2 separate regions of the Homo sapiens genome follow, and region 1 is linked to region 2. A link is a contact called in ENCODE Hi-C or POLR2A ChIA-PET data. All regions are on one chromosome and are shown on one strand. Each heading gives the region's core, a stretch centred on a gene start or an enhancer-like site at or near the end of the contact. The rest is flanking DNA. Distances are from core to core; before and after follow the strand shown. Region 1 has its middle 6.7 kb from the start of BICRAL. Region 2 overlaps TRERF1 (transcriptional regulating factor 1).

The links. Hi-C counts contacts between places; a loop is a spot of excess contacts on that map. ChIA-PET counts read pairs that join two places held with the same protein, here RNA polymerase II (POLR2A). Pooled maps may share reads with other maps.
Region 1: a pooled map shows a loop between it and region 2 (3-fold over the local background). The contact joins two enhancer-like sites. A Hi-C loop is called at or near these places in 2 of 37 single-sample maps with no recorded cell type and 2 of 50 pooled maps. POLR2A ChIA-PET finds 5 or more read pairs at or near these places in 5 of 52 experiments (A549, A673, GM12878 and 2 more).

The regions. Positions count from the first base shown.
Region 1 is chr6:42,773,986-42,776,685 of GRCh38, forward strand. It overlaps a transcript of BICRAL not described here. Among named protein-coding and RNA genes, the nearest start is that of BICRAL, 6.7 kb to the right of the region's middle. Within about 2 kb of position 1,291, at least 15 of the 41 ENCODE cell types and tissues checked have a DNase peak (open chromatin) inside an H3K27ac peak, as active enhancers do.
Region 2 is chr6:42,238,608-42,241,307 of GRCh38, forward strand. The region is part of intron 15 of TRERF1 (transcriptional regulating factor 1); the gene reads right to left. Among named protein-coding and RNA genes, the nearest start is that of MRPS10, 22 kb to the left of the region's middle. Within about 2 kb of position 1,269, at least 3 of the 41 ENCODE cell types and tissues checked have a DNase peak (open chromatin) inside an H3K27ac peak, as active enhancers do.

The sequences.
Region 1 (2,700 bases), core at 41-2,540, 540 kb after region 2:
TATCTTGTGAAAAAACCCGTCCAGATGTGATTGCATTTCTCAGTCTTTTCTGTGACAAATAATGAGATTTCAGAGAGGAGAACTAAGGCAATTCTGTTTCTCTTTTGGGGTCCAGTAGTTAAGGAAACTTCAGAGAACATCCTGTGCTTTTGAGAGAGACGGAGGACTGAAAAGATAGGGGTTTGGAGGAGGAGAGGTCAGAGAGACCTTGAGGCCCATTCTTTAGTTCAGCATATCAGGGTGCCATCTTTCAAGCTATCATTTTTCTGAGCTCCAACAGCTCCATGGTTTGAGGGAGAATGAGGAGGAATCATAGACAAATGAAAAGTATCCAGGGGTTGGTCTAGGGGAAAGGTGGGTGTTACAAACATGCATAGAGACTAGAGAGGAAGAGCAAATTCAGAAGGGAAGATGATTACTTGAGTTTTGGTGCTTGCATGTGGTGGGGCAGGAGTAACTCATCGCATTTTCACCAGGCCGCGTGCGAAATATCCTTTCAGAGCATCAGTGTGCCCTTTGCTCTGACTGCCAATCTCTGAACATCCTCCTGATTGTCTTAGACCTGACTCAGGATTGATAAATACACCTAACTAGTAGTTGATTGTATGATTTATAGTGAGAGAGATATATAAACATTTGGAGTATAAGAGTACCTTTGCACAGGGTGTCACTTTTACAGTATTAGGGTCCCTGGGAAATGGAACTAGTAATTGGAAGATTTAGGAAAGAAAGAATTATATGGTCTAAGGGTATTTAATCAGGCTCTAAAAAGTGCTCAAGTAAGAATGTGGCTCTTTAGTGATCAGAATACTTGTGAGGGTCACACAGTGTCTCCACTCCCGTAGTTTTTTTTTTTCTTTATTGTCAAGGATATTTCTTTGTGCCTGCTTAGTACATACTTATTTCCTTGTCTTCCACTCATATTTATGAGTCATCTTTTTCAGAGTGGTTCCTTTTTTTTTTTGAGACAGAGTTTCGCTCTTGTTGCCCAGGCTGGAGTGCAGTGGCGCCATCTCAACTAACTGCAACCTCCGCCTCCCAGGTTCAAGCGATTCTCCTGTCTCAGCCTCTCAAGTAGTTGGGATTACAGGTGCATGCCACCACACCCAGCTAAATTTTGTATTTTTGGTAGAGACAGGGTTTCACCATGTTGGCCAGGCTGGTCTTGAACAATCCTGACCTCAGGTGATCCGCCCGCTTCAGCTTCCCAAAGTGCTGGGATCACAGGCGTGAGCCACTGCGCCCGGCCAGAGTAGTTCCTTCTTCAGATGTTTTACCTCTTAGTAGTTTCATTTTCAGAAAGCACACTGACATTTATTGGGCAAGTCCCTTTACATGGGTGTTCTATCTTAGAGACTGACTTTCTCACTAAGCTCCAAGTGTGCTTTGTGGTAGCACCTTAAAGCCTGATTATGTGACCTCCATTCCACTTCCTCTCCACTCCCCCATCCTCCTGAGCAGGTGGAATAGAAGGAATGCTCTATTTAGGAGAGTTAAAGAGTTCTGATAGAATACCAGGGGGACCTGGGAGCCAGTGAATGGCACATCCTGGGCATGCCTTCCAACAGCATGTGGTGCCCCCCTAACCTGATGGCTGTCCTCCCCTCAACATATTCTATGGGGAAACAGTCTACATGGGTAAGACAGGAAGGCCAGTGGGAGTGCTGAATGCTTTTTTTTTATTATTAACAGCTCTGCTGTATTGTATTAATTCCTTATCCTTGTACTGAAAGCTTGTAGGAGTTCAGATTTTTTTTAAGTCTGTCAAGGAAAATAACCAGCTTGAAACATGTCATTTAATATAGAGACAAATAGCTTTAGTCCTCTACAAGGATGATGTGAAGTGTTTAAATTCATATATTGAATAAAATAATGTAGGCAAGGTATTGAAAACATTTGTAATCACTCCAATAAATTGCTTATCATTGCTTTGAAAATAATTCCACGGTACTTTTAATAACAACAACAACCACAACAATAATGGCAACTGTTATTCAATACTATATATGGGACACTGAAGCAAAGGTTTTTTATTTTATTTATTTATTTATTTTGAGTCAGAGTCTTTCTCTGTCACCCAGGCTGGAGTGCAATGGTGCAATCTCAGCTCACTGCAACCTCTGCTTCCTGGATTCAAGCAATTCTCCTGCCTCAGCCTCCCGAGTAGCTGGGATTACAGGCACCCGCCACCACACCTGGCTAATTCTTGTATTTTTAGTAGAGATGGGGTTTCACCATATTGACCAGGCTGGTCTCTTGGCCAGGCTGGTCTTGAACTCCTGACATTGTGATCCTTCTATCTTGGCCTCCCAAAGTGCTGGGATTACAGGCATGAGCCACTGAGCCCGGCCCTTATTTTTATTATTATTTTTTTATTTTTGAGACAGGGTCTTGCTCTGTCGCCCAGGCTGGAGTGCAGTGGCTTGATCATGGCTCACTACAGACTCAACCTCCCAGACTCAAGTGATCCTCCCACCCCAGCCTCCCAAGTAGCTGGGACCACAGGCACATGCCACCATGCCCAGCTAATTTTTGTATTTTTTGTAGAAATGGGATCTGACCATGTTGCCCAGGCTGGTCTCAAACTCCTGGGCTCAAGCGACCCTCCTGCCTCAGCCTCCCAAAGTGTTAGGATTACAGGCATGAGCCACCGTACCTGGCCAAAGCAAAGGTTTTATATACTTAATATTACTGAACTCT
Region 2 (2,700 bases), core at 19-2,518:
ACATTTAACATGGTGCTCAGACCCTCGAGTGTCCACAATAAGAGTTTCTTGAGGAGGATATTTTTATTTCCCAAGCATGCAAATGGAATTCATATTATGAGAAATTGGTAAGTCAGAATACAAATGCTCAACAACCCAAATCTGCTCAAAGACACAAATTTGTGTGTTAGTCACTAATAATAATGATGACGATGACAACATTGAATGCCTGCTGAGAATCATGCATTTCACACACACACACACACACACACACACACACACACAATTTCTAGTTCTCATAACACTGTAAAATTTTTTCATTTTTAAACAAATGAGGAAATTGACCCAATAAATAAGTTTCTCAAGGTCACACAGCTGGTAAAAAAGTTGAACTGAGATTCAAAACCTGGCCTATCTTATTCCAAAACCTCAACCTTCTTCACTCTTTGGTCTGGCTGCACATGTCCACAGGTGCATGTTTATCCATCTGTAAATGGCTTAGAGATCCTAAATCTCTCAATATTACTGGAACCAGCTGCTTTGAAATGCCAAAGGGAAGGAGGATGTTTCCCAAGGCCCCCATCAATGGACTGTGCTGTAGGTAACTGTGCTGACATCATGGTGAGTTCTACCTTTGCCCTTGGAGCCCTGATTGCTGTTTTCCACAGTCAGTTAACTGCCTCAGTTGGTTTCTTGAATTGTGCTAAATTTTGATCACAGCCAGCCCCATATATTTGTCCTGAGTCGGGGAGCATGAGCACAGGCAGGGGACAGGAAGGTGTGGCCAGCACCTTCTCCTCTCACCTCATTAACAGAACCCATCTTGGCTCCCTGCCTCTGCTTCCAGTCACACTGCCCCTGCTGAGTGAGCAGCTGTGCTCTGTTGACCTCCCGGCTACTTAGCTAAAGGGCAATCATTCCTTTCAAACCTCCTTCTTTTCCCCTCTCAAGTCCTCAATAATCCCTGAACCACCTGAGCATGTTCCTTCATGTTCCATCTGGAGGGAAATGGTCACCCGCCCTTACGTAAAACATTGAAGATACATGATCAGGAGAGCTATCCCAGGTGTCCCAGGCAGGCCCCGAGGACAAAGAGTAGGACCACATCTTAGGACTGTGCCTTGCACACCCTCCCCAGGCGCACCCTCCCCAGGATCCCCATGATCCCAATTTTTCATCTCCACTCGGCAAACTATGCTTAGAAGGCTGACTGTGCACACAGTGCCCACAAAGGAGCTGTGAGCTGCCATATTGGCCTTTAATCAAGATTTTCTTGTTTTTTTTTTGTGGGCCTGAGTCATCTCTGCACATAAGCCTTTTGCTCTCCCTAAGCTCACAAGTAATGAGGGTGTGGACACTCCTGGCCCAGCCTAACACTGGCTCCTGGTGAATAAACCCAAGAGGGTGTGGCCCCTTGGGCACCCTCTTACCCTCTCCTCCTTAATCTGAAGCTTCACGCCGGCCTGGGTCTCCCTACCCATCTTCGAAGCCCAGGCAGTCCGAGACGGTGCCTCTGCCTTGTGTGGAAACATCTTTGTTAGTGTCACTCCTCTGCTCAGCATCCCCTTGTTCATTCCATCTCCCTCCAGTGAATTCACAGAAGGAATGTTTATGAATCAGAGCAACTCCTATCTTCGAAAAATATTCACTCATTCATTTAACAAACATTTATTGAGTGACTGTATTATGCCAGGCACTGTGCACTGTCCTAGGCACTTGATAACACCCAAGCCTAAGATACACCAATTTACCTTAGAAGACCATATTCTCTGATTTTGCCCCTCTTCCAAAACACGGCACTGACAGAGCCCAGAACATTCCAGAATTGGAAGGGACTTTCTAAATCATTTAAATCATCTGGCCATTTTACAGACCAGCAAGCCTAGGAGCAAAGCCTAGGTCTTCAAGGCTAGGAATCTTTGTGCTTCCTTGTTTACTGTCTCTTCTACTCATTTGGAAAGCAATGCTCTGTGTGACCTGGGGCAAGCCCCTTCCTCTCTCTGGGTCTCAACTTTCTTCCTGTAAAATGGTGAAATTGGGTGAAAGAGTCCTTAACGCTGCATCTAAGACTTTCTGGATCTCATTGCATACTGCTTTTAAACACTCTTGGGGTTCATGGTGTATTTCCACTTACATGTGTTATATCTTCCCAACAAGGACATATGTTCTGTGTGGTCGGGGGAGAGGAGGGAAGGGCCATTTAACATCCCGGGTTACCCACAGCACTACATACACATTGCTGTTTACATTGTGGGAGTTCAACTGCTTTTAGTTGACTGAACTGGAGGAGAGCATACTGTTTTTTGTTTTTTGTTTTTTTTTCTGAGATGTAGTCTCACTCTGTTGCCCAGGCTGGAGTACGGTGGCGCAATCTCTGCTCACTGCAACCTCCACCTCCCGGGTTCAGGCAATTCTCCTGCCTCAGCCTCCTGAATAGTGGGGACTACAGGCGTGCACTACCACGTCCAGTTAATTTTTTAGTAGAGATGGGGTTTCACCATGTTGGCCAGGGTGGTCTCGATCTCCTGACCTCGTGATCCACCTACCTTGGCCTCCCAAAGTGCTGGGATTACAGGTGTGAGCCACAGTGCCTGGGTGATCACATGTTTTTTAAAACATTAGGCCACAAACGAGCAAAAGACTATTCTGATATCATACATCACTACTTAAATGAGTCAAACAAAAGCCCTGGTCACAAGAAATCCTGAATGTAGAATACTG